Linked DNA regions of Homo sapiens: all the other regions are linked to region 4. A link is a loop called in an ENCODE intact Hi-C map of the cell type or tissue named here. Cell type or tissue: MCF 10A. All regions are shown on one strand. Links, peaks and the distances in the headings refer to the core of each region. The heading gives the core; the rest is flanking DNA. Region 1 has its middle 31 kb from the start of USP44. Region 2 holds the start of LINC02410 (long intergenic non-protein coding RNA 2410). Region 3 holds the start of NTN4 (netrin 4). Region 4 overlaps NTN4 (netrin 4).

Evidence for each region. A loop is a pair of places that touch in the nucleus more often than their neighbours do. Peaks named below come from ENCODE experiments on the same cell type or tissue, not always from the same donor. Only the 100,000 strongest peaks of a DNase experiment are listed, where the experiment ranks them.
Region 1: it touches region 4 in a loop (2.4-fold over the local background); 4 of 110 quality-filtered maps call a loop at or near these places.
Region 2: it touches region 4 in a loop (7-fold over the local background); 5 of 110 quality-filtered maps call a loop at or near these places.
Region 3: a loop joins it to region 4, with 5 times the contacts of the local background. A loop is called at or near these places in 5 of 110 quality-filtered maps.

What each region holds. Positions count from the first base shown.
Region 1 is chr12:95,578,704-95,586,773 of GRCh38, reverse strand. No RefSeq gene overlaps it. Among named protein-coding and RNA genes, the nearest start is that of USP44, 31 kb to the right of the region's middle. In MCF 10A, for the core only: a CTCF peak has its summit at 4,093 (motif pointing left); no DNase peak of the experiment used is centred there.
Region 2 is chr12:95,799,250-95,807,319 of GRCh38, reverse strand. The region is part of intron 2 of SNRPF-DT (SNRPF divergent transcript); the gene reads left to right. It overlaps LINC02410 (long intergenic non-protein coding RNA 2410), which reads right to left and starts at 4,223. Exons shown (of 2, transcript NR_135016.1): 1 at 4,050-4,223. In MCF 10A, for the core only: no CTCF peak of the experiment used is centred there; a DNase peak (open chromatin) is centred at 4,139.
Region 3 is chr12:95,785,881-95,793,721 of GRCh38, reverse strand. It overlaps NTN4 (netrin 4), which reads left to right and starts at 2,958. Exons shown (of 10, transcript NM_021229.4): 1 at 2,958-3,467; 2 at 6,254-6,783. The coding sequence starts at 3,413. It also overlaps the pseudogene RNU6-247P. In MCF 10A, for the core only: no CTCF peak of the experiment used is centred there; no DNase peak of the experiment used is centred there.
Region 4 is chr12:95,698,137-95,703,136 of GRCh38, reverse strand. All of the region lies in intron 5 of NTN4 (netrin 4), which reads left to right. Among named protein-coding and RNA genes, the nearest start is that of NTN4, 90 kb to the left of the region's middle. RefSeq lists enhancers at 2,646-2,695, 2,746-2,815. In MCF 10A, for the core only: no CTCF peak of the experiment used is centred there; a DNase peak (open chromatin) is centred at 2,596.

The DNA.
Region 1 (8,070 bases), core at 1,897-6,896, 120 kb after region 4:
CACCATGTTGGCCAGGCTGGTCTTGAATTTCTGACCTCAAGTGATCTGCCTGCCTCGGCTTCCCAAAGTGCTGGGATTACAGGCGTTAGCCACCACGCCCAGCCTCAAAAAAGAAAAAAAATAAATCAAAAATCAAAATGAATTTAAAAGACACTGATATACCAAGGGCTTAATTTTGTAACAATTTTACAAGATAGATATTATTTTTATCCCCATTTTACAGTTAAAAAAACCCTCAGTGTTCAGGGTTAAGAAACTTGCAGTCTGCCTGGGTGCAGTGGCTCACTCCTATAATCCCAGCACTCTGGGAAGCCAAGGCAGGTGGATCACAAGGTCGGGAGTTTGAGACCTGCCTGACCAACATGGTGAAACCCCCCATCTCTACTAAAACTACAAAAATTACCCAGGTGTGGTGGCACACACCTGCAATCCCAGCTACTCAGGAGGCTGAGGCAGGAGAAATGCTTGAACTTGGGAGGTGGAGATTGCAGTGAGCCAGGATCACGCCACTGCACTCCAGCCTGGGTGACAGAGTGAGACTCCATCTCAAAAAAAAAAAAAAAAAAAAAAGCAAAAAATAAATAAATAAATTTTAAAACATTTACAGATGGGAAGGCAGGGCAAAAAAACAAATACTGAGGCTGGCCGGGCATGGTGGCTCACACCTGTAATCCCAGCACTTTGGGAGGCCAAGCCTGGCGGATCACGAGGTCAGGAGATCAAGACCATCCTGGCTAACACGGTGAAACCCCGTCTCTACTAAAAATACAAAAAATTAGCCGGGCGTGGTGGTGGGCGCCCGTAGTCCCAGCTACTTGGGAGGCTGAGGCAGGAGAATGATGTGAACCCGGGAGGCGGAGCTTGCAGTGAGCCGAGATCGCTCCACCGCACTCCAGCCTGGGCGACAGAGCAAGATTCCGTCTCAAAAAACAAAACAAAAAAAAACAAATACTGAGGCTAGGCACAGTGGCTCATGCCTGTAATCCCAGCACTTTGGGAGGCCAAGGCGGGCAGATCACCTGAGGTCAGGAGATGGAGACCATCCTGGCCAACATGGTGAAACCCCATCTCTATTAAAAATACAAAAATTAGTTGGGCATGGTGGCGCATGCCTGTAATCCCACCTACTCAGGAGGCTGAGGCAGGAGAATCACTTGAACCCAGGAGGCAGAGGTTGCAGTGAGCCAAGAATGTGCCACTGCACTCCAGCCTGGCGACAGAGCAAGATTGTTTAAAAAAAAAAAATGCAAAAACAAAAAAAAAATACTGAAAACATTTTTTCCTTTCTGTTTTAGTTTTTCACCATTTGATAATCTCCTATGACTTCTAATATTAAACTCTTAAAGAAAGTCTTTTCCTTAGGATGTTCTGTTGTAATCAAGAGTCTAATATGTGAGTTTTTTTTTCATGGGTGGGAAAAACAAAGGAAATACAATTTTAAACCTAAAAATTAAGGGATAGAAAAGCTCATGTACATTTTCCTTTAACAAGACTACTTTTTCCTCTTTTGCTTGTATCACCTCTAGGAAAAATAAAAACACACCCCATAAAGAAAACCAATTCTGGGAAATGAAACTTAACAAATATTTAAGAAAAATGTTTTTAGTTTTTTTTGTTGTTTGTTTTGTTTTTGAGACAGAGTCTGGCTCTGTCCACTCAAGCTGGAGTGCAGTGGCACAATCACAGCTCACTGCAGCCTAGCTCTCACAGGCTCCAGTGATCCTCCCACTTCAGCCTCCAGAATAGCTGGGACCACAGGTGCACACTACCATGCCTGGCTATTTTTTGTATTTTTTGTAGAGGCAGGGTTTCACTGTGTTGCCCAGGCTGGTCTTGAACTCCTGACCTCAAGCAACTGCCTCAGCCTCCCAAAATGCAGGGATTACAGGAGTGAGCCACTGCTCCCAGCAGGAAAATGTATTTTTTAAAAGTAGGTATTGGCAGCTGGTTGCGGTGGCTCACACCTGTAATCCCAGCAGCTTGGGAGGCCGAGGTGGGTGGATCACCTGAGGCCAGGAGTTCAAGACCAGCCTGGCCACATGGCGAAACCCCATCTCTACTAAAAATACAAAAATTAGCCGGGCGTGGTGGTTCATGCCTGTAATCCCAGCTACGCGAGAGGCTGAAGCAAGAAAATTGCTTGAACCCAGTTGGCAGAGGTTGCAGTGAGCCAAGATCGTCCCACTGCACTCCAGCCTGGGAAATAAAAAAGCGAGACTCCGTCTCAAAAAAAAAAAAAAGTAGGTATTGGGATGAATATATCTTGAACTTTTAAAAAGTACTGGCATAACAAGGATACTAAAGACCAATGACTAGACATTAGTCTCTCATAAAATCTCCCAAGTTAAATTATGTAAATCCTCAGCCAAATTTTCATTTTGTATATGGAGTTAAATGCTCATGAAGATGACTAAAGAAGCTTCATCTGCTTTTGCCTAATGAGATGAGTTCAGAGAATGTATATAGAGAGAACTGCTCTCCATAAGCAAAGGTGTAACATTCCTCCCAATCCCTGTGCTGTATACCAGGGCTATTTGTCACTCAGATTGGAAGGAACCAGCACCTTCAAACATGCTGCTGTCAACCCAGGGAATTCTTTTGACCAAACATTGAGGACTCCCTATTCCTGCCTCCATATTGTGGCCATTTCTCCAAATGTCCTGTTGGTGGCCTTGACGAGTTTGTTGCCCTTCACAACATCATGTGCTTAGAATAGCTGATTGCTACTGATTGCCTCTCCCAAGTACTCGCAAACAGAATTGAGTTTCCTTTCCACCTCCTCACCCCACACAATTAGACAGGAATAAAACCTAAAAATTGGTCAGGCATGGTGGCTCATGCCTGTAATCCCAGCACTTTGGGAGGCCGAGGTGGGCAAATCACCTGAGGTCAGGAGTTCGAGATCAGCCTGACCAACATGGAGAAACCCCATCTCTACTCAAAATACACAATCAGCCGGACATGGTGATGCATGCCCGTAATCCCAGCTACTTGGGAGGCTGAGGCAGGAGAATGACTTGAATCCGGGAGGCAGAAATTGTGGAGAGCCAAGATCGCGCCATTGCACTCCAACATGGGCAGCAGGAGCAAAACTCCATCTCAAAAAAAAAAAAAAAAAAAAAAAAACACACACACAAACCTAAAAACTGATTCATAAATGTGACAGAAGTGAGAATGAAATTACTTTGTAATTCTTAATTCCTATGCTTTTCCCCAAGGATGGGTTAACACTGACTGAGCTTTGTAAGAAAGCAATTTCAACCATAATGAATCTCCACAGCATCGGCGGAAAGATATAGTTAACATAATGCTACCAAAAAAATAACTAAAGTAAAAGGACAAATGCAAATCCTTTATGGCTTTCTTCTCCTAAACCAGAAGAAATCCAGTGCAGCTTCAGTTCACTGTGACTCTAATCTCTCTCTCTCTTTTTTTCTTTTTATTTTTCTTTTCTGTTTTTGTTTTTTTGTTTTGAGATGGAGTTTCACTCTTGCTGCCCAGGCTGGAGTGCAGTGGCATGGTTTTGGCTCACCGCAACCTCTGCCTCCTGGGTTCAAGCGATTATCCTGCCTCTGCCTCCTGAGTAGCTGGGATTACAGGGATGTGCCACCATGCCTCGCTAATTTTTTGTGTTTTTAGTAGAGGATGGAGTTTCACCATGTTGACCAGGCTGGTCTCAAAATCCTGATCTCAGGTGATCCACCTGCCTCAGCCTCCCAAAGTGCTGGGATTACAGGCATGAGCCACCACGCCCGGCTCTAGCCTCATTGGATATTGAGTTCCCCTATTTATTTGAGAAAAGCATCCTAATTATTAATCTACAATTGCCTTATACTAAAGGCACAATATCAATCCCACCATAGCAGTGTTCCTAAAAGGTCAGCTCTAGCTAAGGAAGTCTGAGCCCTACAAGAGTTTTCAATGTTTGTCTTTTCCTTAGCAGTCAGACACTGGTTGTTTACATTTTAAATAGTTTTCACTAATTGTTTTTCATATTTTTAATGTAAATGGACACGTTTTGAAAATTAGTGAATACAGAAGGGATGCAGAATTAATAAATGCTTGCCTTTTTTCAGTTAACAGAGCAGAAGAGACCACTGCTGTGCTGAAAAGTATTATCCCAGAGCACCCCCTTATGGTAAAATGCACTAAGGAAGTAAATCCATGGGAAAAAAAAAATCACAAAGTGTTTCGATCTCAGGAGACAGATGCTGCTTTCCTACTCTTAAGAACGTTTCACCTTTTTTTTTTTTTTTAAAGAAACAGGGTCTCACTGTGTCACTCAGGCTGGAGTGCAGTGGTGTGATCATAACTCACTGCAGCCTCGAATTCCTGGACTCAAGGGATCCTCCTGCCTCAGCCTCCTAAGTAGCTGGAACTATAGGTGCATGCTACCGTACCTGGCTAACTTTTCTGGGGGGACGGGGGTAGAGATGGGGTGTTGTTGTCCAGGCTAGTCTTGAACTCCTGGTCTCAAGCAATCCTCCCACTTAGGCCTCCCAAATCACTGAGATTATAGGCATCAGCCACTGTACTTGGGCTGAACCCTATACTCTAGATCCATTCAGTCATGGCAAACCTAAACTAGCATAGTTGTTAAACTCCTGATGAGCTTAATTCCCAGATGGATTTCTTCTACCACCAGCTGGACTTGAAGTATTTTGTAAAGTGTAATTTTTCATTAAGCCATTCATACCCACTTAACTCCTCTTGGATGCCACTTCATAGCCAGCTCATGTTATGAACACTGTATGAACTGTTATTCACTAGTAACAGTAAGCTGTTATTCACTAAACAGGATCACTGATTTCTATTGTTAAGATCATCAGTGGCCATAGCTGTAAACATGGTTCTCTGGAGGATTTTTGCTGCAGCTGGAAAGACAAGAAATGAGATAATAATTCTGACCCAAGCAGGCAAACATCTATAATAATTTAGCACATCAGGAAATTCACACATAGCTTCTTTTTTCCTGTTACATTTTAACACATTGTTTAGACTTTTCAAGTGTTCTGTATGTCTTGAGAATAAATCTCCATGTTCTTGTCTTATTCAAAAAAGGCATCAAATTTAAGCATGCTTGGACAGTAACTAGTATGATAGAACTTGGTTTACTAGCATATTTAAATGCTAATAAAGATAATAATATTAGATATTGAGTTCCCCTATTTCTTTGAGAAAAGCATCCTAATTATTAATCTACAATCGCCTTATAGTGAAGGCACAGTATCAATCCCACCATAGCAGGGTTCCTAAAAGGTCGCCCTAGCTAAGGAAGTCTGAGCCTTACAGAGTTAAATGTGGTCTACATGTTAAATATGGGATCAACACCAGCAGTGGTGACTTGAAAAACTGTCTCACAGGTACAAGACTAAATATCAGGATACAGGGGGCCAGGGGAGGAGGGACTGCTATTAGACAAAAGACGCAAACCAAATATCCAAACCAGGCCAGGCGCAGTGGCTCATGTCTGTAATCCCAGCACTCTGGGAGGCCAAGGTGGGTGCACTCAAGGTCAGGAGTTCGATACCAGCCTGGCCAACGTGGCAAAAACCCCATCTCTACTAAAAATACAAAAATTAGCCGGGCATGGTGGCGCATGCCTGTAATCCCAGCTACTTGGGAGGCTGCGGTGGGAGAATTGTTTGAACCTGGGAGGCAGAGGTTGCAGTGCACCAAGATCATAACACTGCACTGCAGCCTGGGAAACAGAATGAGACTCCTTTCAAAAAAAAAAAAAAAAAAAGAGTTCCCCACTGTAAGAGTGAGCCAGTTGCTGCCAGGGTTTGGGTCCTCATGACCAGAGCTGGAGCACGGTATCTACCTCAAAGCATCTAGGAGTAAGAACATTCTGAAAGGTAAGTCCAAGTTCTTAAAGAGTTCTAAGAATTCATTTGGGGTAATCAAGATCAATGCAAGTCCAAATGGCAGGAAACATTATCTAGAGCAAGAAAAGGAACCAGGGTGGACACACCCTGGGCAATACATGTGAATGGATCTTGTCTTTTTTTCCTGGTTGTTGAGTTGGGTTGCATAAAAGGTACAGAGTTAGGGTGAGAGAGAAAAACAGAGACTAAAAGATTGAGAAACTTTCATTTCCTTATAATCTCCTTTCCCCACCTACATATACATAGACACAACTACTAAGCACAGTGCCTTGCACATAGAAGATACTCAATAAAGAGTTGTTAAATTTTATTTTATTTGTTTGAGACAGGGTCTCCCTCTGTCACCCAGGCTGGAGTGCAGTGGCGCCATCTTGGCTCACTGCAGCCTCTGCTCCTCAGGCTTAAGCCATCCTCCTAACTCAGCCTGCTGAGTAACTGGGGCCACAGGCAGGGGCCACCACACCCAGCTATTTTTTTGTATTTTTCGCAGAAGCAGGGTTTCGCCATGTTGCCCAGGCTGGTCTCCAGCTCCTGAGTTCAAGCAATCAGCCCACCTCGGCCTCCCAAAGTGCTAGGATTACAGGAGTGAGCCACTGTGTCCAGCCACATTTTTAAAAATAACTTAAAACAAAAATCAATGTCACTGGCCAGATGTGGTGGCTCACACCTATAATCCCAGCACTTTGTGGGGCCAAGGCAGGTGGATCACTTGAGCTCAGAAGTTCGAGACCAGCCTGGCCAACATGGTGAAACCGTGTCTCTATTAAAAATACAAAAATTAGCCGGGAGTGATGGTGCACACTTATAATCCTTGAGCCCAGGAGGTGGAGGTTGCAGTGAGCTGAGACAGCACCACTGCACTCTAGCCTAGGCGACAGAGTGAGACTCCATCTGAGAAAAAAAAAAAGGTCAGTATCCCCTAGAGTTCCATCATTGACTTTCTTATCTTGTCACTGGGTGATCTCTCACCTTCACTTGTATTTTTCAAGTACCTCTCTTACACTAACGACAAAATCTCTATCTTCAATTCTAACCTCTTGCCTATTAGGTTCACCTGGATAACCTAGAGGTAACCAGATTTACCACCTCCCAAACGGAATTCATTAACTTCAGTTGTGACTTCCTCCTCCAGACCCTCCTCAAGTATTTGTGAATCACTCATTTATCCAGTTAGAAATCTGGAAGTCAGGCCAGGAGCAGTAGCTCACGCCTACAATCCCAGCCCTTTGGGAGGCCGAGGTGAGGGGATCACCTGAGGTCAGGGGATCACCTGAGGTCAGGACATCACCTGAGGTCAGGAGCTCTAGACCAGTCTGGCCAATATGACAAAACCCTGTCTCTAAAAAATACAAAAATTAGCCGGGCGTGGTGGTACTCTCTAAAAAATACAAAAATTAGCTGGGCATGGTGGTGCTTGCCTGTAATCCCAGCTACTCTGGAGGCTGAGGCAAGAGAATCGCTTGAACCCGGGAGATGGAGGTTGCAGTGAGCTGAGATCACACAACTGCACAGCAAAACTGTCTCAAAAAAAAAAAAAGAAATCTGGAAGTCATCTTGAACTCTTCTCTTTTACTCACCCCAACAAATAGTTACCAGATGCCATCATTCTGAGTCCCTGTCTCTCGAAATCAACCCATCTTTATCCCCCCTGCCACTACCTTAATTCAGGTCCTGATTTCTTTCCTGGATTACTGTGATAACATTTCAATATTGCTGCTTCTAGCTTCCAGCCCTCATCCCCATCCCAGTCATAATCTGCATCACTTGGGGACTTTTCCAAAAGGCAAATGTTTATGTTGCTTTCCCACTTAAAATCCCTCACTAGCTCCCACCAGTTATAAGAAAAAAACCCCTAGATGCTGTAGCATGGCATAAAATCCCAGCCTGGTCTTTTTCTCCATTCATGCATCTATCCAACAAATATTTCTTTTTGTATAAACATTATATTACATAAATATTTATACAAGAGCACCTTTTGTACTCCAGACACTGTGCTGATCACTGGGGATAAAATGCTGAACCAAGGCCAGGTGCGGTGGCTCATGCCCGTAATCCCAGCACTTTGGGAGGCCATGGCAGGTGGATCACCTGAGATCAGGAGTTCGAGACTAGCCTGACCAATATGGTGAAACCCCGTCTCTACTAAAAATACAAAAATTGGCCAGGCATGGTGGTATTCATC
Region 2 (8,070 bases), core at 2,117-7,116, 100 kb before region 4:
TTTTAAAATTTTTAGGTGGCTTTTGCTGGTAAAGAAAGTTGCAACCTTTGGTTAAAGACTGAGTTGAGGCTGAGCGCAGTGGCTCACGCCTGTAATCCCAGCACTTTGGGAGGCCGAGGCAGGCGGATCACAAGGTCCGGAGTTTAAGACCAGCCTGGTCAATGCATTGAAACCCCTTCTCTACTACAAAAATTAGCCGGGCGTGGTGGCATATGCCTGTAGTCCCAGCTATTCAGGAGGCTGAGGCAGAAGAATTGCTTGAACCCAGGAGGCAGAGGTTGCAGTGAGCCAAGATCATGCCACTGCTCTCCAGCCTGGGTGACAGAGTGGGACTCCGTCTCAAAAAAAAAAAAAAAAAAAAAAATGAGTTGAAGGATAATTGCTGCTTCATGACAGAATTTTAAGAAAATGGCTTTGAAGGCATTTTGCTTTCTGCCAGTAGTGTTACTACTGCATGATCTGGTTTAGTACAATAATAATGACCAGGAGCTCTGGCATCTAATTTTTCAAATCCTGGCTCTGCCTCTGTCTTAGAAGCAGAGGTTCCTGTTCCTGCTGCTATAACAAAATACCTTACACTAGGTAATTTATAAACAACAGAAATTTATTCTTCATAGTTCTGGAGGCTGAAAAGTCCACCATCAAGGCAGCAGCAGATTAGATGTCTGGTGAGGGTCCCCTCTCTGCTTCAAAAATCACACCTTCTCAAGAAATCCTCCCATGGCAGAAGGGTGTGAACAGGGCAAACAGGCTTTCTCCAGTACTAAGGGCACTAATCCCATTCATGAGGTGACTCAATCACCTTCCACCTCCTAATACCATCACCTTGGGGGTTAGGTTTCAACACATGAATTTTGGAGGAACACAAACATTCAGACTATAGCAGCCTCTTCTTAGGTGATCTTGTGCAATTTCTTGAATGGATTATACAGAAACATCCCTGCTCTGTTAGTGTTCCTGGGGTAAGGGTAGGAGAGGGTCATGGGTTGGGATAGGAGGAGAGCTGATTGAGAAAGGGAATGAAAGAGGCCGGAGGCTATAAAAGTATCTAAAATTGTTTCCTCCTAACCTCATTCGACATTTTCCCTTACTTACTTGATGTTTTCTGTTTGCTTAATGATGAAATCTGTTTGATTCCTGTCAGCTTTTTCTTAGTCATATGAGAACTTTCTAGAACTAATGGGGTTGCATGAGAACTGACTTCCAGGCCCACCCATGCTGTTACAGTGAGATCACTTTTTGTAGCACTAGTTCTCGTTCTGCTTGCCATCTTTCCTGATGTGTCACCAATATTGTCTGTGAACCACACCCACAAAAACAACTCAGAAACAGATTTTCTTGAACCACATGTGACGTTGGCAAAGTGTGGTATTTTTAAGTAGGCCACATAGCTATCTAACCGATCACTCTTCCTCCATTGTGAACAAATATATATTGAGAACTTACCCTGTGCCTGGCACCAGTGATAGAAAGACAAATATCCCTGGCTACTTCGTATTAGCAGCAAGCCTAGTATGCCTTATACACTGCCAGGGTAGATGGTTTTTATTTTTTTTAAGTTAAGTTGCTTTCCAACTCTTGACTGTGCATAACTTTTTCTTATAACCTGTGGTCTCTATTTTTGCCTTCTGTTTAGCTCTTTCACTAGTATCATTACTTGCAAATATGCCAGAGCATCTCAACTTTATTCTACCAGGATCACGATTGATTTATATTCTTCTTTTGGCTCCTTGCAGTGCTTTTTTCTGCTAGTGCAAGCTATTTACATGCACTTACTCTGCACTTTGCACACATTATTCCCCTTGTGGTATTACCCCCTGTGAGGTCTAGACCTGTGCTATCCAGTACTGAATGAATAAGATATTCCACAAATACATATACTATATATAGGTGTCTATCTATCTATCTATCTATCTATCTATCTATCTATCTATCTGTCTATCTATAGTCTCTCCATATTACCTATAATGTATATTATATATATGTAACTTAAAACTCTAGATATGCAGCTAAAAAATGAACTGGCTATAGTCTTTGCCCTTTTTAGTATTTAACTAAAGACCTGCCTTTCTAAAGAAAGCTTCTGGTTTCAATCGGATAAAATTAATTTTTGACCTTGCTTGTACATGGGATGAGAGTTTATAAAGTTATAATATAATTGGCAATCTTGTGTCACTGTAAGTTTGACATATATCATTTGTTAGTGAGAAAGCAGAAGCTATGCTATGAAATCCTCTCCCTCTCTGCTTTGAAGAAATTTTTATGGCAGAAACTAAACTATAATGCAGCTTAAACTTGGAACTAAGCCGAACAACTTGGATTCATGGGCATATCAGCATCATTATGATGGTGATGATCATGATGATCATTACTACCTTACCATTATCATCTCATCACAAGTATTATTATTACTACTAATGAGAGTTGTAATTATATTACTTTTATGTTGATTCTTTCTCCAAAATGAATTCCTCCCCTCTCTTCCCATTTTTTTACCTCGTCCTAATTGTGTTTATAGAAACAGAAGTGACAATTTACTTAATTACATAATACTAAACAAAAGAATATTGTATCAACACTGATTTGGCATGGAATGAGGTTGCCTATTAAAGCTGTATTATCATAACATATCTCCCAGACATGATATTTTTTCTGCTTGCAGCCAAAAGTAGAAATTTTTTTGAAACACATTTAGAGTTGTTTCTGGAGTTAGGCATTAGTAGATTATCACTAATTGCTTGAGAGACCCCACAGTCCTAATTAGACGGAAAAGTGAAATGCAGAGGCGGGGCTACCACAGTCAGCCTTGAAGATTGCGTGCTGCAGAATCCCAGGGCTTGCTACTCACATGATGTGAATGGCATTCCCAACATTGTGCAGCAGAGCAACCTGCACATTTGGAAGTACTGAGAATATTGTAGGAAAAAATAAAGAACATTTCATGAAAGCATTTGGTAGATCCATGGTCATCTCATTGTCTTTGAAGGTAAATTTTATTTTTAAATTTAATTCTTTCTAGAAGCCATGAATATTAAGAAGTATAATAATTTGAAAAGAGAAAAAAGTTCTTGGTAGGAGATTCTACAATCAATATTCAATTTCACAAAAGTACACCATTAGAAATGAGAAAAGCAAATGTAAAACTTGGACTTAGAGTGTGTAAAGGGCAAATCAACTAGTAGAGAAGGTAAACATAGGAGAAAAGAGTTAAGAAAAGAAATGACTCTAGCAATAGTGCAGATTACATAGCTTGAATTCTCTCGGTACAAAACATCTAGTTGCCAGCTAAAAAACAAACATTTTAAAGCATATTGTTTGCCTCACAAAGATAATAAAGGAAATCACCAGTCCTCCAATATTGTGACTATTCAAAATGTACTACATATTCTAGCCAGTGTAATTAGAAAGGAAAAACAAATAAAAATTGTAAAGATTGGAAAGAAGAAATAAATGGTCCCTAAATGTACACAATATGGTTGTTTATATGGAAACATGGAGTTAGGCATAAGAGACTACAAATTATTAGAATTAGGAATTTAGTAAGGTTGCTGGATATAAGATCAATAGACAAAAATCAATGACATCCCCATACAGCAAAGATTAAGAAATATTACTTTTAAAAATATATCATATATAAAAATAATCAAAAATATGTATAGTAATAAATCTAATAAATGATTGGCAAGATTTTTATGTAGAAAATTAGGCAACTTTGTTGAAATGTCTTTAAGAGGACCTAAATACATGGAGAATATATGATGTTCATAAAAATGTAAACTAAATTCCCTAAAGATGTAAATACTCCTTAAATTAACTATAAATGTAATACAATTCCAATTCAACCCAACCCAACAGATCTGAGTAGTGGAATAGAATTGAGTTGCTGGTATTTGAGGCGAATCTGGAATTCTTTTGAGAGCCTAGTATAATTAACGGTGCCTCTGATAGAAAAAATATTCCCTGTAAATTTTGTTATCAAAAGGATGAATACTCAGATATAGGTTGCAAATAGAAAATCTACCTTATTTACCAAGAACTTGAATATTTACCTCAACATAAGAAACTAAGGATATGATGATTTCTTGGCAAAGGAATTGCTGTGTCAGTTGCAAGATGGCATTTTTCATCCATGACTCAGAAGTCTGGAATACCTGCCCAGTGCCTCATATGGATATAGACTCTAGGCTTCCAGACCCAGAGAGGAGAATGTTTTAGCAAGTGCATACTGCCACACATGAGAGCATCCAAAGCATCCAAAGTTATCTGAACTACTATACCTCACCCAGAGGCTACCTGTTAAACTATAACAGGCATGCCACCTGTGCCTTCAGAGGCCAATAAGTGATCTTTGAACAGGGTTGGAGTTAAAAAGTAAACCTATCCTTCACGTTTCTGCACTGTTAAAACTAAAGTACTTATAACAACGGACTTGATATGACTCTGCGGTCAATGTTTGCTTCTAAGATTGGCTCATTGTTTACATTTTAAAGGAAGAACACATTTGTTATGAAAAAGTTTTTCCGAATAGTGTGATTGCTTTGGAAGCAGCTCTTAAAACTGTAACACTATGTAATTGGCCAAACTTTCTGTACTACAGTTACCCTTCCAACTCTATAACTGTGAGTTTTTGGTATTTTTCAGTGAAAAGAGAGCCAGTTCAAAACATAAGATTATATAGATGTCTTTTAAAAGAGTTATACTATCACTTTTGTGTTAAAAAACAAGAATTCCAAAGAACGCCAATAAAGATTAAAATCTTCATCAACAAGCATTTATTTTCTCAATAGGCATGAAAGCATTACATAAAATATGGAAAAAATCTCAGACTGGTGATGTGTTTGGTGTGTCCTTTCAACAACTTCTTCTGTGTTTCTGGCTCACCCTCTTACCCTGCTTTTCCTCTCTTACATCCTCTTCATTGTGGAAAGAGGTAATAGATACAAACCAAAAACTTCATGGAAAGCATGCATGGCAGTCTGTTTCCTACAATATACACTAAAAGTGTAATTAGTTTCCTATTTACTTTTCTCTTCTGTTGTTTACTAGTTGCTAACAGTGACTATCATTTGAAAAGGGTGAAAATAGTAAAGCTATAGATGATCTGAACAGATCAGTCAATTTGACCTAGTGAACGTTTATCAAATACTTCAATAACAGCTGAATTACACATTCTTTTCAAATTCACAAGAAATATACACCATGATAGGCCATATGCTGGGCCATTAAACATACTTTAACAAATTTAAAAGAATAGAAATTATACAAAATATGATCTCAGAAAAGTTAGCTGGAGAATCCCCAAATATCTGCAAATTAAACAATGTGTTTCTAAATAACTCATGAGCCAAAGAAGAAATCTCAGGAGAAAATTTTAAATATTTTGAATTAAATGTAAATAAAAGTACAACTTATCAAAATTCACAGGACACAGCAAAAGCAGTGCTTAGAGGGAAATTTGTAGCATTAAACGCATATATTAGAAATGGAGAAAGGTCTAACTTCCTTAGGAAATTGGAAATTCATTCCATCTTAGATAATTAGTAAAAAGGGTGAAATAAAACTGATTAGCAAGCAAAGAAAAAAATTCAATTTTACATATAATCTAATAAAAGAAATACTAATACAAATATCACTTTTCACATACTAAATTGGAAAATTTATACTTTTAAAGTATAATATTCAATGCTGGTATGGGTGAGGTGAAATAGGCACCATACCTTAGTGATAGTTGTACAGATGGATGCAGCATTTTTGGAGAGAAATTTGACAATGTGGCCTAAATGTAACTTTTCTTTGAGCTGATATTTTCATTTTAATGATGATAAGAAAATAAAAATTAAAAAAACTCAAATTAACAAAATGTTTAACAGAGATAGCTATAAAACTATTATGAATAATAGCAAAAATCTGAAAATAACACAAAAGTATAATAAGGTAGATCCACTCACTGGAACAGTATATGGCCATGAAAACTGATGTTTGTGTAGAATTTCTAATAACTTAATAATAAGTGAAGAAAGGCCGGGTGCAGTGGCTTACGTCTGTAATCCTAGCACTTTGGGAGGTCGAGGCAGGTGGATCACCTGAGGTCAGGAGTTTGAGATCAACCTGACCAACATGATGAAACCCCATCTCTACTAAAAATACAAAAAATTAGCCGGGCATGGTGCAGACACCTGTAATCCTAGCTACTCATGAGCCTGAGGCAGGAGAATCACTTGAACTTGGGAGGCGGAGGTTGCAGTGATCCGAGATCACGTCACTGCACTCCAGCCTGGGCAGCAAAAGCGAAACTCCATCTAAAAAAATTTAAAAAGTAAAGAAAACATGGAACAAAAATTGTATGGCTATATAGGCTAGATATAAGATTAGAAGGAGCCATACCAAAATGAAAGCTGGTTTTATTAACGGTAGAGGGTGTCCAGGTTCTTGGTGTCCTAAACAAAGAATTGGACAAAACATACAAACAAAGCAAGGAAGGAATGAAGGGTTTTATTGAAAATGAAAGTACGCTCCACAGTGTGGGAGTGGCCCTGAGCATAGAGGCTCAAAGGCCCAGTTACAGAATTTTTGGGAGTTTAAATACCTAGAGGATTCCATTGGTTACTTCAGGTACACCCTATGTAAATGGAAAGGATGAAGTAAAGTTACAAAGTCATTTACAGCCTATGCCCTATGGAGACGATATTTCCTGTTATAGCTGAAGTATGAGTCAGCCTTATGCTCCCTGCCTCCAGACCCTATTTTCCTGCCTCAGTTTCTTTGGAAGATGGGTTTGCCCTACTAACTGCTTTTCTGTTATTTCCCAAAGACCCATGATGAACACAGTGGTTTCACTCATGGGCTTTGGAATCCAGTGGTTGGGTTACAGTCTCAGCTCTATTATTTACTAGTTGGGTGAGTCTCAGTTCTCATTTGTAAAGCAAGGATGACAATTGACAGTCTCTCCCTAGGGTGACTAAGAAGTCTGAAGGTGATCTTGTATGTAGAGTGTTTAGCACAAGGCCTGCTGTATATTAAGTCCCCAATAAATGCTAGCTATTTGTTATTGGTTATAATGAGGAAAAAATTTCTATCAAAAGTAAGCACATTAGGGCCAAGTGCAGTAGCATATGCCTGTAATCCCAGCACTTTGGGAGGCCGAGACGGGCAGATCACCTGAGGTCAGGAGTTCAAGACCAGCCTGGCCAACATGGTGAAACCCCGTGTCTACTAAAAATACAAAAAAAATTAGCCGGATGTGGTGGTGCATGCCTGTAATCCCAGCTACTCAGGAGGCTGAGGCAGGAGAATCACTTGAACCTGGAAGGCAGAGGCTGCAGTGAGTCAAGATGGCGCCACCACACTCCAGCCTGGGTGACAGAGCAAGACTCCATCTCAAAAGAAAAAAAAAAAAGATAAGCACCTTAGGACAGGCTCACCCAGATTTGCACAGGGAAGTTTTCCTTTCTCTGTTGGACTCTATTGATGTATTTCTTTGAATGAGTTGCATTTTCAAGATATTTATTTACTGATTGCAGGATATCTGGAGTTTACAAATGGGGCACTTAAATTTCCTTTTGTATACCAAAAAACAGGACACACGGAGAAACAATAAGTATATTTGATTGTCTTTGTGTATTTAAAAGTGCTATATCCAAGACCGTACCAGTGAGACTGAGAAAGGAATTCAAAGCTACTGACTTTAGCTACTTATTACCTCAAGTCTGCAGGCTGTGATTTTTTAAATTTCAGAGTAAGAGATAATAATCTGTACCTCCTTCACCCTTCCTATAGGGTCATTAATAGACTGGGAACTCCCCTGCCACTTCAGGATTCTTTTCAATGTAAAATTTAATATTATTTTGAAAGTGTTACTATAGCTTTAAAGGATTTCATTACCAAAGAAAGAATTCTGTTCATGATAGAAATATCATGCATTTTAAGAAGAATTCATCTTTTTTAAAAAAAAAAGATTCCTTTTTCTCTGTTTGCAATAAATATTGTATTCATTCAAACATTTCTGAAGGAGGACAGATAGTGGGGAAATGATGTGCTTTTTCTTTACGATGAAGGAATCTTCAATAGTTA
Region 3 (7,841 bases), core at 2,842-7,841, 88 kb before region 4:
CTCATTACTGGATTGCCTCAGTTTATCCCCTGTCTTTAATAACATCCTGCTCCATTCTAATCTGTTACTTCTAATAGGCTGTGATCTAGAAAGATGTCATAACCAAACTTAATAAAAATACATGAATGATTTAAGTGAGGTCCTGAAGGGCTCTCCTGTGAGTAAAGTCTTTGGTGCAAAGAGTTTTGCCATTTATTTTATTTTATTTATTTTGAGACAAGGTCTCACTCTGTTGCCCAGGCTGGAGTACAGTGGTGCCAACACAGCTCACTGCAGCCTCGACCTCCCAGGCTCAAGCTATCCTCCCACCTCAGCCTCCCAAGTAGCTGGGACCAGAGGCATATGCCACCACGCCTGGCTATGCCATTTATTTTACTTTTTAAAGACCCTTTTAACTTCCTTTCAAGTTCTCAGGAATATTCTAGATTTAACTTATCAATTTTGTGGTTTCTGGGAATTGTTATTGAAATTCTGTAAGTTTGCTAAGCTTCCTACTAATTCATAAAATTACAAAATATTCTGAATCCATGACTGATGTTTTCAAAAACAAAATCATAGGCAATAATATACTTATCCAAGATTTTTCTTATGTAGGTAACCTTTTCTTGGATAGCTTCTTCAAAATGAAAATATCCTTTGTAACTAAACTGGACTATATAAGCAAATGATGTTTATTAGAATGCTGACTATTTTTCTCTCCTGAGCTTTTCATATAGATAGTATTGGTGTCGAATGTGCAGATTCCTTTTGAATATGGGAAATCATTGTGATATAACTGGTTTTCTCCTTAGTCCTTAGTCTCCTTAGCCCCTTAGTATATAACAATAGTTTTAACACAACTCAGTCAAAAACATGTAATGAACACTTATTGTAGGTGTTCTTGGCTAAGAATAAGGAAAAATATCAGAAAAACATAGTAATGTTTTGTATAAACTGAATATTAAAGACTGTTCTACCATTAGAGAGCTTTCTGTCTTGTTAAAGGAAATAAGAGCCAGTTATTCAGCAAAGAAATATATTATCAATGCAGGATTCGTGCAGACAGTAAATGGCTTTGAAATTTGTAATGAGATATGGAGTAGTTCTGTGATTGCTTTGGCAGCACATATGCTAAAATTGGAACAATACAGAGAAGATTAGCATGGCCTCTGCATGAGAATGGCATACAAATTTGTGAAGCATTCTATATTTTTAGCAATATATTGTACTCTTGAAAAATGCTAAGACAGTGAGTGTATTCTTAAATGCATGTTAATATGCAAAAATGCATATGTTCATTGGCTAGATTTAGTCATTCCACGCTGTATACATATTTCAAAACATCATGTTGTACATGATAAATACATACAAGTTTATTTGTTAATTAAAAAACAGAAATGGATTAGTTCTGCCTAAATATACTAGACTCAGAAGTTAATAATAAATGTGCATCCACCCCTTTGTTTAATTTGCCTTGGCTATTAAGTTAACATTTATGCTAAGAACCTTTGGCTGTTATAGTTTCCTATCATTTATTTGGTAAAAAGATTAATTGGAGAGGTGTTTCAATGGCTCCATTAGGAGATATGAAGAAAGCCCCACCATTGCCAGTATTTGGGAACTCAAAGCGTTTATTTTCTAAAGCAGGTGATGCTACATGAATTGCTGTCCACACCTTCTGCTACTTTCCTCTGTTGGCCAGAAGAATAATTTTAATGTCGCCCAAATGGATTATGCTGACCTCAACCCAGATCCCCCTGGGAGATATAAACTTCTTATATGTTCCTGGCTGGGTCATTGTAAATAATATCTACATGTATCCCAAAGCTCTGAATTATCCTCATCTGTAACAGACACAACGACTAAATGGTATCTGGAACGTAGTTAATTTTCTGGAAAATATTCAAAGGAACAAAATGAGCACTGCAATACAAAATTGCTGTCGACTTAACTTTTGCCAGTTTCCCTGGATGTGTAAGTAGAATTATATTTTCACAGAACTTGCAAAAATCTCAGACTCGGCTGCTATTTAATCTCTTTCCAGAAGCACCAGCCCTGAGCAATCCTATCTGCAATTAGCTGCGTGTGGTTGCTACTAAATTGCTCCCCATAAGTTAGTTCCTAACACTGTTTCACAGCACGGCATACTCTATAAAGGGAGAACGCTTGGAAGGACCGAAGAGTTCCCTTTGTCGTGCCCTTGCCCTGCCTCTGGACAACGATGTTCTTACACTGCCGACTAGCTAATCCTGTGACCCTTTTCTTTCAGCACCTTGAGTTTGAGTTAGGCAATACCTCTTACACCAAAGTGGGCACACCTTCGGATCATGTAGGCAGCGATTGTTTAGCCGAGACATCCCCCTACCCCCGCAAAAGGCAGCAGAGAAGCGGCGAACGCCGCTTAGCAGTTGGCGCGCTCTCAGTGCGGGTGACGCGGGGCTGGGTTGGGGTGTTCCGTCCCCGGGTCGTGGGACTCCCCGAGAGGGGGTGGCTGGAGGAGGAGGGAGGGCTTGTTTCGCTGGGGGATGTGGGAAGTAGGCGCTAGCCTGTTTCGCGGTTTTTTAAGCCCCTTGGCATGCCCTGACCTGATCTAGAGGGAGTCTACTGCTCTTAGGAATGTTCCGGGAGAAGGTGGGAGATTGCTTCCCAGGGGAGGCCTGTGGGTGCTGCAGGGCACCAGGGGGGTCACTAGGGAGATGCAGGGCGCGGGCCAGGAGGGGCGCCAGGGCAGCCGGGGGCCAGGCTGAGGCGACCGGGACCAGCGGGCAGCCGGGCGTCGGGGGCGTCGGTCGGGGCGCGGGGGACCCCCCCCCCGGGCGGCAGCGGCAGCGGCGATCCGATCCCGCGGGCTGCGCCGCCCGGGCTGTCAAGCGCGGGGGGCGGGCGGGAGGAAGGGGTGGAGGTGCGAGGGGAGGAGGGCTGGCACCGGAGCGCCGCGGCGTCGGTGCAATAAAAATGCATCGCATGGAACTGCCCGTGGAGAAGGACGGGACGGAGCCGGGGCAGCCAGAAGAGGTGGGAAAAGCGGAGGAGGACGCCCAGGAGGAGGCGGCGGCGGCGGCCGGGAAGTGAAAGGTCTCGCAAAGTTCAGCGGCGGCTGCGGGCGCCGAGCCCCGGGCTAGCGGCAGACGAGCCCGCAGGGCCGCTCCGCGGGGCAGCGCAGCCAGGCCGGCTATGGTCCCGGGGCTCCCGCCGCCCCCCAGGTGCCCGGGACCCGCCAGGCCGGTGCGCGAGGGTCACCCCACCTCCCCGCGCGGTCCCGGCCCCTGGCTCCCAGCTGCCGGCGACCGCTGACCGAGCCCGGCGCCCCAGGAGGAGGAAGAAACCAGGGCCCCGTTCCCTCCCGAGGACGGCGGCGCTTCATCCCGCAGCCCAGAGGTCTCGGCTCCCTCCGGCACCCGCCCGGCCCGGCTGCTCCCGGCTCCTCCCGGCCATGGGGAGCTGCGCGCGGCTGCTGCTGCTCTGGGGCTGCACGGTGGTGGCCGCAGGTGGGTGGTGACGCGGCGGGGCCCCCACCCCTTCCCTCGCTGCTTCTCTAACCCATCTCGGGACTCGGGGGTGCAGGGGAGCCAGGGCTGCGAGCGCAGAGCGCTGCTCCCGAGGGTGAAATGAGTGGCCATGTTCCGCCTCCTTTCCCCGGGGCTCCGCAGTTTCAAATACTATTGATTTATTTTTACAACTGGGATACACATGCGCTTGGATAACCAGCTATCCTGGGTGCGCCCTGCCGGGGATACTGCGACCGGGGTTTCTTTCTTGGTTTGGCTTGTTAAAAAACTGCTTTTCCACTTGGTGAGGGAACAAAGGACCCAGCTCGCCATCCCCCGGCACTTCATGGCCTAAGGAATGATGAGGAGGGGTGGCCCAGCGACCCTGGGCGCGCGTGGGCTGGGGCCGGTCTCTGGTAGAAGCCCATCGCTGGTGTCCCTGACCTGGTGCTGGGTACTAGAGAACCAGGTAAGGACACCTGGGGCAGGGCTGAGCGCCCTCTCCCCGGAGCAGTGACTGGAACGCAGTGGGACTCCTGGCTTGGACGATAGGTGGTGATCACCCCGGGCTTGCATTGAGCTGGCTGGCCGCCCCTGGGGAATTGGTACCCTGGCAGAGACTCTGCGGGAGGTCGGAGGCGGGTCTGCTCCCTGGCTCGGTAACTGGACAACCGGCGTCGGCGTCGGCAGATGCCCTCTCCCTCCCACTCCCATCCTGGCTTTCTTGGGCTGCCCTAGGCCACCGGCTCCTGGCTCGTGGTTTCTGTATTCGGGAGCCCCTTCTGCTCCTCTCCCTCCCTCTTGCGGGTCACCTGGTTTCCAGTTAGGCGTAAGCGCAGCCCTGTAGGTGAGGGGGAGAGATGTGAGGGAGTCTGCAGACATCCAGTCTCTCGTGCGGATCTTGACTGCTTCAGAAAGGGGCGCCTGGGCTAGAGGGATGCGCTGGTGGCTACAGAACATTGTAGCACGCATCTCCTCCCTTGGGCTTCCACTCTTCCCTGAGGGCCGCTGGCACCCAGCAAAATCCAGGCTTTCCAGTCTGCATCCCAAACCAGTCCAAGTCACAGGAGCATCCTTAGTATCATTGAATAGTCCCTTGAGTGACTCCAAGTATTTTGCCCCATGGATTCTTTATCTGGCTCAAATCTTTTCTGGACTTAGGAGTTTAGGGGCATTTAAAATTATTGGATATTTTTCCCAGGGACCTATTAAAGGCCTAAGATTTTACTTTAATTCTTGCACTCTTAAAATATGAGCTTTAAAAAAAACCTTTTCCTTCTCAAACCATATTATGGCAAAAACATGCAAGCCATTGAAAGGTTGTAAATAAACATCACAAGGCAAGTGTTTCAAGTCAAAAATACTTGTACAGGCAGTATATGATTTTCCTTGAAATTTTTTACAGGTGAGTCATAGCACATTGTGTGTTTGTGTGCTTCTGGCCACAAGCAACTGTTGCCCCAGCTAATGAGAAAAGTGGCAAACAGAACCCAGGCATAATGCACACTTTAATTTGACATTTAAAAAATAATGCCTAAGGAAGCCCTTTAGTTGCAAGGCTTCGTGGGGTTGGCCATTGTCAGTGTGTGAAATGTCTCTGTTGCAGCCTAAGCTGTCATTTGGCCTCCTCCAATCCTTACTATGACAACAGTTCAGAGGTACTGCTTCTTAAGCAGCAGAAACATTCAATTAGCCAGAATTTAAGGGTTGATTTCCTTTTCCCTCTTTCCCCCTCTGTTTTAACCTTTAAAATAGATGATTTTTGCTTAAGGTATTCACAATTAAAATGACAAACGCAAATCAAAGGATTATAGTATGTACTCAGAATGTTAATAAGTGGATAATGTTTATCATTTTAAGTCATTTTAAAACATTAAAGTCTGTTGGACCTTTGGGAGGAAAAGTGTGTTTTTTAAAGAAGGTCTTGTAGTTCACAGATAATATTTAAAGGTGCTGTTAGTGGCTGCCAGACTGTAGACACTCTCCTGTTAAGCAAACAGTTAACTACTCTATAACCTGTCACAGGTAGAAACCCTGAAGAGACAGCATGTAAAATAAGCTTTTCTGCCATTTGGCAGTTCAGAGAGTTTTTTTCTTAGTTATGTTTATGTAATGTTAGAAACTGATAGTGCACATCTGAACTCCAAAGGTCTCTAGCTTTGCCTCCCTCTAAATGAGGACCCATTGTATATTTATTAAATATCTCATATTGCTTTTCCTAGGGAATTTATCCCTTCCCTGGCTTAAAAATATAAAGAAAATAGAATTCCACATTTCCTTCTAAATACATTCTCATAATAAACATGTTAAATCATGTGAAGGACTCACATTAAATTTGAAAGACTAACTTAGGTGGTCTTAAAAACATTATGGTTTTTCAATAGTCATGACTTCAAAAACACATCAATGTATTTGAAATACAGAAAACATTTATAAGGCAAAGTACTTGAAAAGTTTTAGGCCAATAATCTTCACCCTGGTGGTTCTATTTTCCCTCCTCTTGCCCTCTGCCTAAAGTGTTTGTTTCTGTGATGTGAATTTTACATCTGAACATGAAAAGCAAATACACACACACACGCACACACACACGCATACACGAATGCATTGTGAATGCAGAACAGTGTTCATGCTCAAACAGGAACATGGTGGAGCATGGTAGAATTTGCCATTTATCGAAAGTCTCAAGCGCTTTTGGGGAGATCCTTGACTGTTGTTGATGGACTAGGTGGCCAAAAGAGCTTTCCAGATGGGTTTGTCTTGCATCATGCATGCTTTCCCTTTCTTAGGACTGAGTGGAGTAGCTGGAGTGAGTTCCCGCTGTGAAAAAGCCTGCAACCCTCGGATGGGAAATTTGGCTTTGGGGCGAAAACTCTGGGCAGACACCACCTGCGGTCAGAATGCTACCGAACTGTACTGCTTCTACAGTGAGAACACGGATCTGACTTGTCGGCAGCCCAAATGTGACAAGTGCAATGCTGCCTATCCTCACCTGGCTCACCTGCCATCTGCCATGGCAGACTCATCCTTCCGGTTTCCTCGCACATGGTGGCAGTCTGCGGAGGATGTGCACAGAGAAAAGATCCAGTTAGACCTGGAAGCTGAATTCTACTTCACTCACCTAATTGTGATGTTCAAGTCCCCCAGGCCGGCTGCCATGGTGCTGGACCGCTCCCAGGACTTTGGGAAAACATGGAAGCCTTATAAGTACTTTGCGACTAACTGCTCCGCTACATTTGGCCTGGAAGATGATGTTGTCAAGAAGGGCGCTATTTGTACTTCTAAATACTCCAGTCCTTTTCCATGCACTGGAGGAGAGGTAAGGGCACCTGTTTAACTCTACACTGTAAGTAAGATAGAAAAATGTTACCAGCCCGCATTTTTTTTTAAAGCATGAAGCTATACTTGTAGCAACATGAATGAAATTAGAATTTTTCATGAGATTTATTTGTCATAAATTATTTCTTACCCTTACATATGAATGTGTAGTCATTTTCAAGCAGATTGCCCACTGGCTGGGTTTAAGTCAGTATTCTAAGATTCAAATTTTTCACATATAAAAAAGAGCAGACACAAATCATCACTCTAGAGGCTCCTCATTGCTTCAGTTCTCGGGACTACTTACTGTGCTTCTGAAGGGGGAAGAGTTACTGAGACAGTCTGTTCCTGGAGCCCACACGGGTATCTTCCTGATAGTGTTAATATAAATAGGAAGTAAATAAAAACAAAGCCAAGAAAGAAAAAAAAATCTGTTTGACAGAAGGATACTTTTGTATGACAGTAGCAAACAAATGAAAGTAGTTTCTTTTAACATACAAAGGTTCTTCTGGGCTCACAGACACATGAATTTCAGCTTAGGCCATCTTAAACTCATTCTGCAAAACAGCCTCATTAGCTACTGATCCAATTTCTATGTGGAATGTTTTCTCTTTAATATTCCTTTCTCCTAAGGGAGAAACAGGTCTCTTTTTAGCTCTTCTTAACTTATGTGGCAATACCTTGAAAGGCTCCCCCCAACCCTCAGGTGTATGAGAACAGAGAAAACTGAATAAAAGCAGATTAAGAGAATATAATACTTCAATAAGTAGATGAAGAAATACTGATTCAGGAAAAAGAGAGGAGAGTATAATCATTCTAATTCTGGTCCATGTCATGAATATACAGACTAGATAAGTGGCTTTCAACTAGGGGTGATTTTTGGCTCCTCTTCCCTGGGGACATTGGGACACTTGGAAATATCTGGAGACATTTTTGCTAGGGGGAGGAACACCACTGGCATCTAGTGGGTGGAGGCCAGAGATGATGCTAAACCTCAGACGATGCACAAAATAGCGTTCCCCACCCCATCCCCAACCAAAAATTATCTAGCTCAAAATG
Region 4 (5,000 bases), core at 1-5,000:
ACCTGTAATCCCAGCACTTTGGGAGGCCAAGGCCGGTGGATCACCTGAGGTCAGGAGTTCGAGACCAGCCTGGCCAACATGGTGAAACTCCGTCTCTACTAAAAATACAAAATTAGCCAGGCATGGTGGCAGGCACATGTAATCCCACCTGCTTAGGAGGCTGAGGCAGGAGAATCGCTCGCACCTGGGAGGCAGAGGTTGCAGTGAGCCAAGATTGCGCCATTGCACTCCAGCCTGGGAGCCTCCAGAGCAAGACTATGTCTCAAAAAAAAAAAAAACCAAAAAAAAAAAAAACCATTGAAAACCTGAAGCAACAGTTGAGATAAATTTACTAGAAGCACATAAGTTGTAGCTCAGTTTAGTTCAGAAAACATTTATTGAGTGCTTCCCCTGTGCCAACATTAAGTCTGTGAAAATCAGAAGATCTTCCCTAAGAGATGTTACATTCTAGATGAGGAGAAATGTATAATAATAGATCATTTCAGTACTCTGTGGTGGTGATGATGATGACAATATCATAGTAATTGCTGACGTATATTGAGTGCATACTATTTTCTGGTCACTATTCAAAGGGCTGTGTATGTTTTCACTTTTTTAACTTTCACTAAAGCACTTCAATGTAGGTAACATTATTACCACCCATTTTACAAGAGGAAAGTGCAATGAAAAAGATACAGCAAGTGCCTTAGGGAGAGTGTGGGGGTGAGTGAGGACAATTTAGGGAAGACTTCCTTGAAAAGATCCCTCCCTACTTCTTAGATGGCTGTTTCTGTTTTTTCCTGTAAAATTGCTGAAATACAGTTTGTCCTGATTTCTTTTTTTTTTTTTCTTTTTTTTTGTTTTTTTTTTGTTCTTTTGAGACGGAGTCTCTCCCTGTTGCCCAGGCTGGAGTGCAATGGCGCAATCTTGGCTCACTACAACCTCTGCCTCTTAGGTTCAAATGATTCTCCTGCCTCAGCCACCCGAGCAGCTGGGATTACAGGTGCTCGTCACCACACCCAGCTAATTTTTGTATTTTTAGTAGAGACGGGGTTTCCCTATGTTGGCCAGGCTGGTCTCGAACTCCTGACCTCAAGTGATTCACCTTCCTCGGCCTCCCAAAGTGCTGAGATTTCATGCGTGAGCCACCGCGCCCAGCCAGTTTGTCCAGCTTTCTAATCTCAGTCATTTTTAATGAGTTGATCTAGAAAATGAAACAAATTGATGATGTTCTTCCTCACAGCATCTATGATACATGTAATAAAATACGTACCTGGGCATGTTGATTCATTCAACAAATATTGATGGCATTAATCTTGGGGTTTTGTTTGCAGTTAGGTAGCTAGTTTCCTGCCAGGTTAAGCCAAGGACTTACTGGTTCCACGAATGTTCTAGGAGATTTTTCCTCCCACTCTCCTGAGAAGCACCATGCTAAATGCTATGGTTTTATGTGTACATTTTTACTTAATGGTTATAAATTCATCAAACCTGAAGAAACGAGGCCCTGAACCAAATCTTCTAGCCAATAGATTTATTTCTTGTGAGCAATTAAATCATCCCTGTTCTCACTTCCTCTTTATTTCAACCTTAATCAGAGTCTACTGTTGGACCCAGCACAATCAACTACACATTACCATGCCAAGAAATCACTTCTGAGGATTCCAGGGATGTTGTTTGTTTTTTTAAGACTGGGGAGATCACTGAAACTGAATTTATTTCTACAGCTTAGGAAAAAAAAATTTTTGAAAGGACAGTGCATTTAAGGTCTGTAAACACAAGGGAAAACATGAATCTCTCCAGCTGAACCTAGGGCTGAGAACAGAAATGGAGGCTCAAAGTGACTCGTTGCTCAGGCACAGAAGGAAAAAGGGGAATGTAATTCTCACTGTGTACTGAGGTACTTTGAGGAATCTCATCTCTCTGTTCAAAAAGTGGATAGTCTCTTTTAGAGTAACTCACTTGAAACCTTTAAAGTCACCTATGTGACTTTGGTAACCTATAACACAGGTAGATTTTTCTATAGCAGGCATATTTTTAAAATGTGACAGCAGGGGTGGTGGCTCACACCTGTAATCTCAGCACTTTGGGAGGCCAAGTGGGCAGATCACCTGAGGTCAGGAGTTCAAGACCAGCCTAGCCAACATGGTGAAACCCTGTCTCTACTAAAAATACAAAAATTAGTTGGGAATGGTGGAGGGCGCCTGTAGTCCCAGCTACTTGGGAGGCTGAGGCAGGAGAATCACTTGAACCGAGGAGGCAGAAGTTGCAATGAGCCAAGATTGCACCACTGCACTCCAACCTGGGCAACAGAGGGAGACTCTGTCTCAAAAAAAAAAAAAAAAAGAAAGAAAGAAAGAAAAAAGAAAGGGAAGAAAAGAAAAAGAAAGAAAGAAAAAAGAGAATAACCTTCCTAGATAATTGTGTACTGGCTTTTGCGGCAGGGTTCGTGGTGGGAGGGAACCCTGACCTGATTCACACCATTTAGCAATTTCTGTGGTTGAAACATTCTCACCACGGCCAGTTTCAAACTCTCAGGTCATTTTTCATCAGGAAGTCAGACTCAGACTCTGAGTCAAAAGTAGAACGGTTTGGACAAGGTCTTGCCTCCACTTTCACAGCCCCACTTCTCTCACCTCAAGTCATTGGTTCCCAAACCTGGCTGTGGGTCAGAATCACCAGGGAGCACTTACTCAAAATGTGCAATCTTAGAGTCCTGCCCAGAATACACTGAATCAGAATCTCCAACAGGGCGTCCGGACAGAAATCTGCATTCCTTTAAAAAGCATCGTTGGTGACTCTGATTCAGCCTTTTGGCCTCTTGGCTCAGCATTTGAAAACCACTGCTTATAGCAGTCTTGTCTCTAGCATAAGCTCTCTTTAAAAAAAAATTAATTAGCTGAGCATGATGGTATGCACTTGTAGTCCCAGCAACTCAGGAGGCTCAGGCAGGAGGACCACTTGTGCCCAGGAGTTTGAGGCTGCAGTGAGCCATGATCACACCACTGCACTACACAACCAGGGTGGCAGACTGAGACCCTAAGTAAAAAAAAAAAAAAAAAAAAAAAAAAAAAAAAAAATCCTCACTTTAGAAGAATACACTGTTTGAAACAGGTGTTTAAAGAAATGCCTGTAGAACAGAATTAACTCCTTTTAGGAAACAACCAGTTAATTCCTTTACAATAAATTTATTGACTTTTATGCCAAGACACATATTTTAAACTATTACATAGTCTTTCTCCATATTAAAAGGAAAATCAGAAAATGGAAAAGAAAGCAGAATTCATTCTCTGTCAAAGTAAACAACCTCTTGAAAGATTGGCATGCCCTTCCTTCCTCCCTGATGGGCCAAAATAAATGTAGTCAATTGCCCTTTAGCACAGAGTGAATAAAAATAAACTTGGTCTCTCTGCCCTAAAACCCAAACCAAGCATTTACCAAGATAGCATCTGGTTTCATGGCTACCTACCCAAATGAACCAGCTATCTTTGTAAAGAAAGGGTTATATCATCCAGATCTTTTTTTTTTTTTCCTTCTTTCTGGCTTAGGTGAAAACTACTCAGCTGTTGGAGATGCAGGTGCTTTGGGTGGATGACTCTCTTGCCTCAGTCTCTATTGCCATTCTTCACATTCTACTCAAATAGCCCCTTCTCATGATGCTCTCAGGAAGAGTCTCTGCATTTCCGTTTGCACTGATCTCTCTTAAACAGTTATTTCATTTTACCTCCTGTATAGTGATGCTTCCATTTCAGTCTATCTTTCAAGTACAATTTTTACACTAATTAAATCCAGAATACCTTACCACAATTACACATGTAAGAAAACATAAGCACCTTTCATTTGTTTATTCTCGTGCCTGTGAACCAGTCCATTCCTTCCCAAAGGTTATTGAGGTCTCTTCAAATAGTAACTTGTGGGCTTTTTCTTTCAAATTGTAGGTTTGGCAAAGTCACGTGAGTTCATTTTATACCATATAAACAACATAGACATCCTTGTTTTATATTGAAAGCAACTGTGAATGATTCCAGCATAGAATCAATATGAAGTAACTGTTTGTGGAAACCACACTTTAAATAGAACAGTAACTTGGCAGTAATAGTTGGGAAACTTTAATCTCAGCTTTTTTTTTTTTTTTTAATCCAAGAAGTAAAACCAGAGTTTAAGAAGTGAGAGAAATAGAGAAAATAGATATGTCATAACATAATAATCATACTAAGGCAATCCTTTAAAAAGATTAAATAACACATATTGAAATTCATCAAAAAAAGAGAAGCTACGATTATTTTTTATTTTATTTTTTTTTTGAGGCAGAGTCTCACTCTATCGCACAGGCTGGAGTGCAGTGTCATGAACATGGCTCATTGCAGCCTCAAACTCCTGGGCTCAAGCAATTCTCCTGCCTCAGCCTTCTGAGTAGCTGGGACTACAGGCATGTGCCATCATGCCCAGCTAATTTTTTAATTTTTTATTTTTAGTATAGACAGGGTCTCACTATGTTCCCCAGGCTGGTCTTGAACTCCTGAGCTCAAGTGATCCTCCCACCTTGGCCTCCTAAAGTGCTGGGATTACAGGCTGGAGCCACTACACCCAGCCAAAACTTTACAAATTGATGGATAATAAAAATCAGTCACATTTGGGAAGAGAAGTGGACAAGGTCATGAAATTCTCTAAAATGTCTTCCAAGAAGAAAGTGGAATGCAGTAATTCACTGAATAAATAAATAGTATACCATTCTACTTTTGATGAGGACATGTAATAATCAAGCAAACAATTAGAAAATATCAAAATCTTCAGAAGGTCTGGACAAAATTAGAAGGTGCATAAAGAAGAGAATGAGCATTTGGTGAATGGCTGTCATGGACCAGACCTCGTGGTAGGTAATTTAGCAATGTTTATGTGCTAAGTTATAGCTTTATGTGCTATATTTTCTATTTTACAAATGAAGACACTGAGACTTAAATTGATTACAGTTGTCCCTGTTCCTCCATCCACAGTATCCTCGAGGGATTGGTTCCAGGATCCCC